3 separate regions of the Homo sapiens genome follow, and regions 1 and 3 are each linked to region 2. Evidence: chromatin contacts called from ENCODE Hi-C or POLR2A ChIA-PET data. All regions are on one chromosome and are shown on one strand. The core of a region is the stretch at or near the end of the contact, and the rest is flanking DNA. Distances in the headings are between cores, read along the strand shown.

Region 1 (4,032 bases), core at 1,006-3,505, 520 kb before region 2:
GCTGATTCACAAGCCCCTACAAGAGCAGAGTTGGACTCAGCTTCTGCTAATGAGCAGAGGAATTGCTTGCGAATACAATGCTGGGATTATAAGGTGCTGGCAGCCATGCCAGAATAATAAGGCCAGATGGAAAATCATACTAGTAAATATCTTCGGTGAATATCCTGTCCCACTCCAGTGCCCTCCAAATACCGTAGCCCAGATCTACAGTTCATGTGGTGGGATTGCAGCCTCTCTTTCCCAGAGCCATCATTTCTGTCTGTGGGGAGAATGATGAGGGTCTTGGGTACTACTCCAAATTTTTCTCTGTGTAGCTATTCAGCAGGAGCCCATATTTGTTCCAACTTGTGACCAAAATCCTTGTTTGCTTGAGTTTTTTTTTTCCTCTAGCAATTTCATCTGTAATCTCAAAGATGAACGTTGCAATTTGCTGGGCTAATCTAATCCACCTTTGGCTTAACAATACCCTGTACTGGAAGAGGCCTAGAGGGCACCAGGCACTTGTTGGCTCACTGTGTCTTTATATTATAGGAGCACCCTCTTGACATTTGCCTTTGGGCCTTGTAGAGTTATACCCACTTTTGACATAATTTTAAGGCTAAATTTCAGGGAGAAATTTCAGAAAGATTCCTATAATCCTTGAATTGCTGTCCCTTCAAAGAGGTAGTTAATCTTTCAGTGGTATCTTGGCACATTCCTGGGACCAAAATAAGCAGGACAGATCTGAGACAGCAGACCCAGGGAAGAGGAAAATTCTCTGCTGGTCTTCCTCTTATGGGTGGGTGGGTTTGGTGGTCGTGGGCCAGATCTGAGTATGTTTATCAAAGGCAGCTGCTGGTGCAATTTAAACTGAATTCAGAAATTAGGATGGCAACGTTGCCACCATTAGTGAGTTTTCAGTGGGTTGTCTAAATGCTATGGTAAGTTGGTGGTCTGACTATATTTAGGGCCACATATTACTCACATAATCCTATTTATCTTACATATCCCAAATTTGCTTAAAAACCGGGATTGAGTAGGTAGGTGAAGTTGTGAGAGGAGGGAAAAAGTAAATGTCTTCTGTCTAATGACCTGAAAACAAATTTGCAAGATGGTTCTGGTAGAAGGAATTTTTTCCTCTTGGAATTACTTGTAGTTAAATACACAAAGAGTATAGCCAGAAGGAAGGGGTTTGTAAAGATAAAATACATATTTCCTTTTGAAACCTTTTTTTTTTTTTTCAACATATGTGACCTTAACCCAAACCCTAGTCTTTACTTCCATTTTGCTGAGATTTAAATAAAACAAACTAAAATTTGCAGGGAAGCCTGCCATAGTGTGTGTGTATTTTTTTTTTTTTAACTTTCCCCTTTTTTCAGGAGATTCTGGTAAATGAATTGAATAAATGTACTTAAGAAAAAAATCAACTCAGCTGGCACAAATCACTAATATCATGGGCTAAAGATTTCACTATTTTTTACAAGCCTTAATAATTATATAACTGTCTAGACAGCACTGTCCAGTAGAAATATGATCTAATGTGTATGATGCATAATTTAAAATTTTCTAGCAGCCACATTAAAAAAGGTGAAATTGACTTTAATATATTTAATTTACCCCAATTTATCCCAAATACTATCATTTCAACATGTGGTCAATGTGAAAAATCAATGAGATATTTTATACATTTTTTTTTTTTTTTTTTTTTTTTTTTTTACAGAATATCCCAATTTGGACTAGCCACATTTTAAGTGGCCAATAGCCACTCGTGGCTGGTGACTCCTGTATTGGACAGAGTAAGTCTAGAGGGCAGAGATCGTATCTGATTTACTCTATTCCCTTCCCAGTTTAACAAACCAGTGCCTAAATAACTGATTATTATTATTATTTTTTAAAGGACTGATTTTTGATCATGAGTGTTTTAGAGTGCTAATGTCTCGTTAGACGTTCTGGGAATAGAGCTGGTCAACTAGAAAAAGGAAAAGTTGTTCTCCAGAGACCCAGGCTTTTTGAATAGAAGAAGAAATGTCCCTAGAAGAAATGTCAGGCTGTGGGTTCCACGTTTTCTGGAAGTTACCCCCTTGCAAACAGGCAGGTTCAAGGCATCCATTTTTTTTTCTACCCGTAGGGGGAGCTCTTGGCCCTTTACTCTTAATAAATTCCAAGTCTGGTTCTCAGAGGCCGGCAGTTTGGAGTTCTTTCACCTGGGTCTGTGGAGAGGTTGTTTTTGGCTTCAAACCAGCAGTGCTTTCGCAATCTCCACACGTTACGGCTGCTGAAATGCGAGGACACCAGCCGGGTGGCGGCTTGAGTCTTGTGATTCCCAGGCAGTCCGGCGAAATGATAAACAAAAGTCTTTTGTGCAATATTAATAAGCTTTAAGCACTCCCCAGCCGAGCCCCTTGTCATCCAAGTAAGTCATGTGTATCAAAAGCCCTTATATGTGAAAGTTTGTTTTCATATCTGGCCAGCGTTGAATGGGAGCCCCCTTTGCCATGTTGTAAAACAAACATTTGTTTATTTTGTGAACAGTGCTGGCAGTATGATACAGGAACTGGGGGCTGAATGGAGAGACCCCTTTCCAAGGAGGCGCCTTTGAAAACCTTTTTGCTGGACCATTCCAACTGTCAACTGATCTTGAGTTCTGTTTACATTAAGACAATAACAGTGTTTCCTAAATAAATAAGTTAGGGACACCCGTGGGCCTTAATGAAACCCCATAAATGGGATGGAGGGGTGGGAGTGGGGAAGGAGTTTTTGTGCTGTGCAGAAACAATGGCCAGTTCATCTTACGGTGTCCCCAAGGCTTGTGTTTTTAAGACAGAAGGGGGCCTTTGTGTTAATTACACTGATAAAAACTCCCCTGGCAGGGCTTCCCCTGGACCGGTGGCATAAAAGATGTGACATTTCGCCCGTGTGAATGCCACACTGCCAAACAGACATTTTCTTAAGCAGAGAAGGCCAGCCCCCACCCCCTCTTCCTCACCAGTTGATCAGCTAACCTCTCCTGGTGTGTAGAGAAAATAAATAAAAACTGTAAGACTAAACCATCTGCTGCTGGGGGTGTCTGGCTTCTTTCTTAGTTGGGTTGGAGCTTCCAGGAATCCATCCATTTTGGTTTCTGAACGGTCCAAGTTGTCCTCAGGTAGGATGGACATAGAGGCAGACGGCTTGTAGTGGAGGAGGAGATGTTGCCCTGAGAGTTTGGGTTTCAGTGGGTTTTCCTGGGAAGCAGGAATTTCAGCTTGTTACTGGAAGTTACATTTCTGAGCAAAAGACGTATGCTAGGTGAAGACTGAAGGCTGAAGATGAGGAACCAGCAGGGCTCACTGCTTGTAAATTAGAAAATAATTTTCTAAATACTATGGTACTGCCATACAAAGTCGCTAAAATAGAGACTGTCATACAAATATTTTCAATTATAAGGATTTCTTATTTGTTCCACAGAAACATATTTAATATACATTTAATGTTAACATTCATATAATTTCATAACTTGCTTTTTTTTAGGTTAGTATTTTTTGATGGGCATTTTCTCCAACTTGCCACCTAATTTTTATAATGATCATTTTCAGTGAATGTACAATCTTCTAAGTGGATATACCATAATTTGCTAATCTGTATCCTTATCCTTGGGTACTCAGAATGTTTAGGATTTTTCATTATCATAAAATACTACAATGAATATCTTCATACCATACATTATTTCCTTTTTGGAGAAATATTGAGATAAATCTGCAGGCTATGATTACTTACGGCTTTTTGACACATAATAGCATGGTAGTTTCCCAGAAGGATTTTAAAATAAAGTAGCTTACTTTTCAGACTATGACGGTTACCTCCTTTTATAGTGGTTTCTTCGCACTTTCACTCCCCTCTAGCCCTTCTTATTTGTTCAGGACAATCCTTTCCCGTTCATGGGCTCCCTCAAATATCTCCACACAAATATTACCTGCTCCTTCTTATAAGGCTGATTCTGGGATATATTCATATGTTAAATGCAACTTGTAGTCACCATTATAATGTTTCAATGTGTAATACATTGAATAAATT
Region 2 (4,223 bases), core at 612-3,111:
GGCACACATGGCGGGATTATGCTACCGTTAACAGGAAGGCAGGAAAGTACATTATCACTTCAGGGCTGTCATTACCAGAGGGTTTCGCTGTGAACTATAGCATTCAGGGCAAGGCAGGCAGTGGAAAAGGGGGGCTGGGTGGGCAGGGAAGAAAAAAAGAAAATGTTGTTGTTGTTTTTCTTCCCTTAACAGGCTGACCAGAATGGTGGTGATATGAAGAGTTGGGGAATTCGACTTGAATACAAAACATAACACTGCTTTCACTTAAAAAGGTGATGACAACAGCTACCTCCTTCCATTATCCTGTAGGTACATATTTGGAAAAAGACAGGCTCAGCCACACCTGATGGCTTCAGCTAATCAATTCATGTTCATCTTAAATCTGTCAAGACAAGATCACCTATTTAGTGTTAAGCTTAAAGGGATATATTTTGTGCCAGTGAAATCTCAAAGAGATCAGTTCACTACACATTTTTTTTTTCTTGCTCCTCATAGAACAAACCCATTTTAAGATTATTTTTCCTCCTTGGTATAAATTTTAAAATTTATTTTAAACAAATCACTTATTTAATATCATAAATTACAGCAATAAAATGACCAAGAGATGAGAGTGCGTTTGACTTTTTAGGTTAGTTCATAAAACAGTTGCAAAGTTCTATATCTAAGTAGCGTTATTGCGATCTTATAACGGCAGAACTTGGGGATAGGCAGTGGAGTGAAGTTCAGAATCTTGGGCTTTGTTTTCTTCAGTCCTTCTACAAAGTTGCTTAGCACAGATACTGAACTCTTAGAGAAGTTACAATCATTTTTAATCCGTTTCTTCACAGTCTGTTTTTTGTCTGGATTCTGTTGTACAGCATAACAGATAAGCAGATCCCTAATGAGTTCAGAGCCAGCCAGTTAGTTCCTGGATATGTTACAGGTCCTTGTTAATCCAGTTAGGTATAGCAGGTTACTCATTTTTCCCATTTCTGCCCTTCACCTTGCCCTCCACTAAGATTTCTAATTTTATTGCAGAAAGATCTACCTTTTAGCAATGAAGAAATCATTATTATTTTTAAAAAGCAATAGTGGTGAGAGTAATTCTAGGCAAAGTATTACAGAAAAAGTAAACAGCATGAGATGGTGGTTCTACGATTCCCTACAAGACCATCTGTTTTCCCAATGAAAAATCTAGTGCTTCCTCGAGTTATGTTTTAAAAGGCTTAAGCAATCATTCAGATAATCAGACTTCATTGCTATGAAATTTCATCAAACTGTACTCAATCCTTGAACTCATATCTGGGTCCATTTTGCCAATCAGATAAAACTTCCTAGGCTTTTTCCTAGAGGCATGAGTGGTTAACTTGATCTTATTGCACTGCAAAAGATTTTGTGCTACACATCATTTTTCATAAAAGCTATTTGTTGTGTTAGGAGAACTCCAGAGAGACTGCTTGTTAGAATAGATTTTGGGGGTGGGGGTGGGCCAGCGCTGGTTCTGCTATGTCACTTTGGACCAAATGAAAATTCTTAGAAATTCTTACAAATTAACCTCAGAGGACATGAGGAGGCAAAAAGGTGATACAGAGGAAATTAGTGTCTTGGTAAGTAAAGATGTTATTTCTCATGAACAGACCAATAATTATAAAAAAAAAAAAACCAAAGAAATCTATAATTTGGAAGCACTGAATTCCTTTGTCTTAAGATTGTCACTTGCTTCTTCTTTCAGTTGGCATAGGGGTTAAAGCCACCTGACTCCTTTTTTTTTTTTCCTTTGTAAAGGTCAGCCAACGCATGCCCACTCTTGTCCACATGAGCACAAACAGCCTTTGCGTTGAAAAAGCACTAGGTGGTGCCCATTTTCTTTGCTGGTGAAAGGGCTGGATTCCCCAAGGGAGTCACTCTGGGCAAGTTCACCAGGCCCTGGCCCACATAGCACAGTGCACTTCTCTCACAGATGACCAGGAGCATGGTGTCACAGTCTGTCCCTTCCCTGATGCATCCTGGGGCTTGCCTGTTTTAGGAAAGAGCTTTGATTTGGGGATACAGTGTTTTTACATGTGAGGATAGGAGTAGAGGAGGGTGGTGGCAAAAAGCTTCGAGTGTTCCCTTTGAAAATGAAAGATAAGAGGAATAAAGGCTGCAACACTGCCATCTGCATTTGTAAAAAGTCATAGTATATCTCTGCCAAGGCTCTCCTCCTGCCAGATCATCTGGACAATGCAGTGCACATGCTAATTTTATTTTTTCCCACTTTTGCCTGTAATCAAACTGTGGAAATAAGGCAAATGAAGGTTAATCTTAAATTTCAATTTGTCTCTTCACAAAAATAATTATTTGTTGAATAAAGCATGGCTAAATTGAAGATTTTGCATGCCCATGTCTCCCCCCCAATACCTACCATTTGAAGAGGTGGCTTTATACTACTGAGTTCTTTCCTTTAAAAAAAATCTTATTAGGCACGCTTAACAGATTGTTGCTTTGTGTTCAAGGAGAGCAGATAACTGGCTAAGAAGATTTTTTTTTCCAGAATAATTTTATCCAGGCGATATGCCCATCGGATCTGTTTTAGAATGTAGAACTATTTAGAAAGTTTTTGTTCTTGTAAAGATCTGGTAGCAGCAATTGAGCATAATCATGTTATTGTCATAAAAAGAAAAGAAAAGAATATAACAATTTTTTTCTAGTAGACATATGTCTTGTCTGTCTATAACCTATTCCCTGAAATTTGGCCTAGTAGAGTTAGTTTGTTCAAATATATTTATTTTGTTTTAGAGAAAGCAAGAAAATTGTTTTTTTGAATGCCAAAGAAATAGATTCTTGTAGTAAAATCTTAATCTTGTTTCACAGGTTGGTGAACCATACTCCAACAGAAAGGGGACATAAGACTGTAAGTAGTTTTAAAAAGTTGAACTAAGAGAAAAGCTTTATTATGAAACTATGAGGATTATTTCTGTGCACTGGCTGCCCCGTCATATGTCGTGGCATGTGGCGGGTTGACTGCTCATTAATTCTATTTATATCAGTATGATAATCCACCCCACTGAGTATGCATGTGTTAAAATATTCATAAATTATGTTTATTGTGACCAAATATACATTAAATGCCAAAAGAAGACCATTATTTAAAGACAAAACCAGTCAACAATCAAACAAGCAAAGCCTTTTTACTGTCAGTCCAGTACATTATGTTTTATCAAATTCACATGAATTGCTTCTCCTTCCAGTGCCCCATAAGGAATGTTTATCCTTTGTTTTTAAACTATGCAAAGAAATAGACTTCACTGAAAGGAACAGATTTGGAAAACAAAAGCTGTTACATGATCTCAGACTAATAATAACATCGGCTGGAAGAAACCATCTAGGGAAATGCACTTTTGGCTTCCAAAATTATTTGATCCCTAATATACCCTTGACTTGAATTTGATGGCATTTCATAAAATCATAGACTAAGTTAAATAAAGCAGCTAACTTTTTTTGATAAACTAGGCTGCCAATAGAATTTTAAGTTTGTACATTTTTTGTTTGAAAACAAAAAAAGGATAGTTAAGAAAATCTAGAAGGTTGAGAATTGAGACCAGTAATTAAACTATACTGCGGCAGACCGTTTTGGAACTTATTACTTCCAAATGAAGCAATCCTTAACTACTCTGTTTTGAATGATTCCAGGAAGTTGAAAAAATTGAGGTGATTATTCTTTTTACAGGCTGCTTATGCAGCAACACAGCACAGTTGAAAAGTTTGAATTCCTTGTCAAAATCCAAAGTGGTTTTAGTTAAAATATATTGCCTAACTTACCCAATTCATCATATTCTGAATTGAAGCCATGAAAACATCTAGGATTATTAATTATGAGGACCATACTTCAGATTTAACCAAAATAATGATCATTTTAAAAAGTGACCTGTATGCTGGCTTAATAGTCACTTGTAATATCCTCCAGGAAACTGTTAAAAATTTCAAAACTTAAATTATACTTGAAAGGACTTTTTTTCTAAATCAAAACAATAAGTGAGGAGTAAAACAAAATAGAAAATTCTGAATTTATTTCATTGTCACCATATGCTTATTTTAAAGAAGAACACAACATTTAGAGAACAAATTAAATTTAGAGAACAACATTTAGAGAACAAATTAATTTAGAGTAAAAATTAAATGTTTTTCTCATGTCGCCAATACTTACTATAGGAGTGAAGTCATCACTTAAATTGCATGTTAATTTCAAGTAAGATTTTTTTTTT
Region 3 (4,256 bases), core at 331-2,830, 620 kb after region 2:
GAGAGAGCACAGCACAGTCAAAAGTCTGGAGAAATAAAAGAACATCATATGTATAATTTTTTGCTGCTAGAGTGGAAATTGCTTAGAGGGTCATGGTGGAAAATGACTCTGGAAAGGGCAGTTGGAGGAAAATAATGAAAGCCTTTTCCTGATTCAATAGTTCGACCTGAGGGCAATAGGGAGTCTTAAAGATTTTTAAGCAGGAAATTATCATGTTTATTATTTATTTTATTCTGTAATCCAGAGGGGCTGGATTATGGAAGGAGGAGCCTCACTGCAGAAACAGCAGCCTGAAGGCTATTTTAATAGTTCTGTCAAACATTACCAACAATCTGAACTAGACAACCTTATAAAATAAATAATATTTTAGACTCCATTTTACAGATGAAAAAAAATCAAGGCGCAGAGGAGTAAAGTAACTTGTCCAGCACTGCACAGCTGGTAAACAGGGAAGTCAGGGTTCAAACCCAGGTGGTCAGACTGTAATGCCTCCTGCACAGGTCACTTCTCTGCCAGGTTGGATAATAATCATGACAGGTGAAAAAAGGTAGGTAGTTAGAGAGCCTTAAGTTCGGACTACAGAATCGAGGGTACTCCCTCCCATTAAACATCACATGGATCACAGAGTAGAGACATGGCAGCTAGAGAATCAGTGAGTTCCGTTTCAGACATGTGGTCCAGAAGGTCTTTGAGAGACAGGCCCAGATGCCAGAGAGCTATTGAAAATGCCAAGGCTAGGCTCAGGAGAGTAGGGGCGGGAGAAAATCAACTGGCCATGGAAGATCACCACTACATAGACACCCTCCCACCCAAGACACTCATCCTGAAGATGCAGAACCTGAGGCTATGGAGAGGCAGCTCAGAAGACAGCCCTCTGCAGCCAAAACCACTTTCAAATTCTGGGCTTCCATGTGTGTTCTGGATTAAGTTTCTTTACTTTTCAAATCGGAGGGTTTTTTTCATTTATAAGATTGAGACTATAGAGTAGTACATCACTTACCACTTGTAAAGACAAAAATTAATATATATCTTAAGTTCCTAGTACATTGCTTACCAAAAGTAAGTGCTTGATAAACGATACATAATGATTATTATCATTATTGTTATCATTTCAGAGATTTGTCAAAAATGAGGCTCTAGTGTAGGTGTAACACACTGGGCTCCCAGCCCAATTACTTTCTTGGCAATTTTTTTCCATAAAATGTTCTTAATTACCTGGAATTATCACTAACTTTTCAACCGAGGAAAAGAAAAAAAGAAGCCCCTTTTGAGGAACATGAATTAGCATTTTTTAAAAATCTATTCTCTATTAGCCAAAAAGAATAACCTAGAGAAATCAGATTACAATTAGATATACATGTATACAATAAAATACAAAACATTGCTCGGAAACAAATCGAGTGACACATTTTCCTGGAGTCTGAAATGACCCAGACGAATCTGTGGTGTGACTCATTGCATCTAAAGAAGAATCAGGCAGTGATTCTGTCAAGTGTGATAGAAAGGACCTTCTCAGCCATGGTCATCTTGCCCAGGATTTTCCATGGTGACATTATCTGTGGTCACAATGGGTACATCCCCCAAGAAGGGTGGTCTTCCAGGAGTCACTGAAAATTTCAAGAAGTGAAAATCCAACAGAAAATATTTGAACCCAGGAATAAAATAGAAGCCTGGAAGACTGAAGGATATGTAAGCATTTATTTGTCACTTTGTCATTCCTCCTTTAGAGGTATTTTTCTTGGGGATTCAATGTGGTCAGTAAGAATACAGTTATACAGTCAAAAACTTTGGGACTGAAAAATTACAGTAGAGAAGACTTTCTAGTAAAATGACTTCAGTTCATATCACTGATATACACACACACACACAGGTCAAAACACAAACACACTTAAGAAAAAAAGACATTGGAAATAAATTAAATTTATTGTTTAACTTGATTGCCTTTAAGATAATACATTTGGTAAGGATGTGAATATAAGCAACGTGGAAAAAATAAAATAAACGAAGAGGAAGCAGTGCCAATCTCATCCATTAGAAATAAGGGGAGATGTTTCAAGGCAAAATTCCTCCTTCTGCACTAAGGATTCTTGGTCTTTTGAGTTCAGTTCTCTGAACAGGGCTGCAGAGCCTCAGACTCCGCTAGTTCTCCCTCCTTTCAAGCCCCTATCTCTGCCCCTGCTTATCTGAATATATAGGCCTGCCCTTTGCTCAGATTTATGGGTCCAGCAAGGGCTGTGTGTATTTACTGTGTTCTGACCTGAAGACCCCAGGCTGAAGGAGAAGAGGAGGAAACTGGGACCCATTCCATAAACAGAGACAGATCTGAGGGGGAGGTAAAAGGCTTTGCTAGCACTTAACATTTTTAACTATTTGGCCAAAGCTTACGAATTACCGATTAGATTAGAGTACAAGAAAAACGAAAGACGTCGGTGGAGATATGGAGAGAGTAAATTGTATATTTTTGCTCTAGGCTAGTTGCTTGGAGGCTCTGGGTTTGGGGGTGGGGGTGTGGTTAAATTTAATATGAAAGGTCAGAAAGAAAATTGATAAGTCAGTTACAGAGGGAGTTATAAAATGCTTTGGGAAGACAAAAATGAGGATATAAACAACATTTAATAAGTTGGAAAATTTCTCCAACCACAAGTTAAGCTCCTTGTGTGAAGCAAGATTCGTTGCATTTTTTAAACTGTAATTGGTTATAGAAGAAAAATCCCCTGCTCTATGTTTAAATGAGAACACATTGCCATAGACGACCAAAAGCCAATAATTAAGGGTTTAAATATTTTTCTTAGAGCCTGGTGACCCACTTGAAAGCATCTGTTTTCAAACAGGGCTGCTTTGTAAATGGGCCACCAGTATGTAAAGCAACTGGTCCATCTGTAAGGTGCATGCACCAGTTCAAATGGGAAATAAAAAGCACTTACATCTTGAGCAGTGCTTAGCACCCCAAAATGAATCCGTCTTCCTCAGGGCCATATGTTTGTGTACCAGCAAAATGTGAAAGCACCACTTTTATTTGGAGCCATTCTCAAATGATCTACTTACTGGAAAAACTTGAGTTCATGTGGGAAAACCCTTACCTACCAACTGACTACATCAGAAATAATCTAGCATCATATGTAAAGTCTACAATATTCAATAGAGAACTCAAAAACAAAGCAACTAGGATAAGACAGTAAGTGAATCCTCCACAAATCAATTTACATTACAATGGAGCAAAAACGTGTAATATACATGGCTGAGGCTGTGATTAGAAAATTTGTGAAATATCATCAAATTGCTTCTTTTTACTCATTTCAATATAAAGCAACTGTGTTCCCATGATGTCATCTGTTAAAGCTATAATGATCTACTACGGTGATGATATTGTGTGACTGGAACATTTTGTTTCAACTAAAATATGTTGTGGATAATAAAGAGTGTTATTACAGTCCATTCTAAGTGGACCTGTGTGACTTAGATTGAATTAATAATTGCATGAGAAAATACATGTGCTTCACATTGTGTGTGGCACTTTAGAAATGTTAACCTGTTTATTTATATTATTATTAAAGTCATTTGTCAGAAAATCAAAAGTAAAATTAATTCTATAACTGAACTTTTAAAAAATGTATAATACAAAAAGCATATAAATGCATTTTCTTTTCCATTTATGTGTGCTATTTTATGCAGAAAATTAAACATAAAATTCTGAGCAGTCAAGTTAAAGAAGGCATTTGATTATTACATCAGTATAAGCTGACTACGGAACAGTGGAAACTTGGGCAAAAAATGATGAATGGGAAAGAGCTATCCTAACAAGGTTGCATTTCTAAAGTAAAATGAAATATGTGACATAGTATTCTAGAAAACTAATATCTTTACTGCTATCTCTTTTGAACTTTTCCTCTAAAATAGTAAAACTTCTGCTTTGTAAATAATGCATGCTCAAAACAGATGCAACTGCATGCAGACTGTTTAGAAGAATTTTTGGAGCTATTACATCGTAGCTAAAATGCTTCCCTGTGTCATTTCTGTTGAGATCCATTTGCCAGTGAAATAATTTTTTTTTTTTTAAATGGTGTGGATCATAGCAGCAATGGGTTCAGATGTAACCGTTTCAGAGCAGAGGTCTAGCTCAGTATGCCAGAAAAAAAAAAAAGAAAAAAGAAAAGAAAAGAAAAGAAAAGAAAACCCACCACAAAGAACATTGAGATGAATGGCTCTATTTTATGAGCCATAAAAGTTTTATCCATCTTGACACTGAAACAGGTTTA

The links. Hi-C counts contacts between places; a loop is a spot of excess contacts on that map. ChIA-PET counts read pairs that join two places held with the same protein, here RNA polymerase II (POLR2A). Pooled maps may share reads with other maps.
Region 1: a loop to region 2 is called in a map of adrenal gland, with 4 times the contacts of the local background. The contact joins two enhancer-like sites. A Hi-C loop is called at or near these places in 13 of 168 maps with a recorded cell type or tissue (Caco-2, Calu3, HepG2 and 10 more), 2 of 37 single-sample maps with no recorded cell type and 18 of 50 pooled maps. POLR2A ChIA-PET finds 5 or more read pairs at or near these places in 1 of 52 experiments (H1).
Region 3: a pooled map shows a loop between it and region 2 (2.4-fold over the local background). The contact joins the promoter of LINC01797 here to the enhancer-like site in region 2. A Hi-C loop is called at or near these places in 1 of 168 maps with a recorded cell type or tissue (sigmoid colon) and 4 of 50 pooled maps. POLR2A ChIA-PET finds 5 or more read pairs at or near these places in 1 of 52 experiments (PC-9).

What each region holds. Positions count from the first base shown.
Region 1 is chr2:67,844,719-67,848,750 of GRCh38, reverse strand. No RefSeq gene overlaps it. Among named protein-coding and RNA genes, the nearest start is that of LINC01812, 21 kb to the right of the region's middle. Within about 2 kb of position 2,255, at least 13 of the 41 ENCODE cell types and tissues checked have a DNase peak (open chromatin) inside an H3K27ac peak, as active enhancers do; they include adrenal gland, where a contact is called at or near this core.
Region 2 is chr2:67,320,454-67,324,676 of GRCh38, reverse strand. No RefSeq gene overlaps it. Among named protein-coding and RNA genes, the nearest start is that of ETAA1, 75 kb to the left of the region's middle. Within about 2 kb of position 1,861, at least 8 of the 41 ENCODE cell types and tissues checked have a DNase peak (open chromatin) inside an H3K27ac peak, as active enhancers do; they include adrenal gland, where a contact is called at or near this core.
Region 3 is chr2:66,700,551-66,704,806 of GRCh38, reverse strand. LINC01797 (long intergenic non-protein coding RNA 1797) reads left to right here and starts at 1,580. Exons shown (of 3, transcript NR_110265.1): 1 at 1,580-1,689.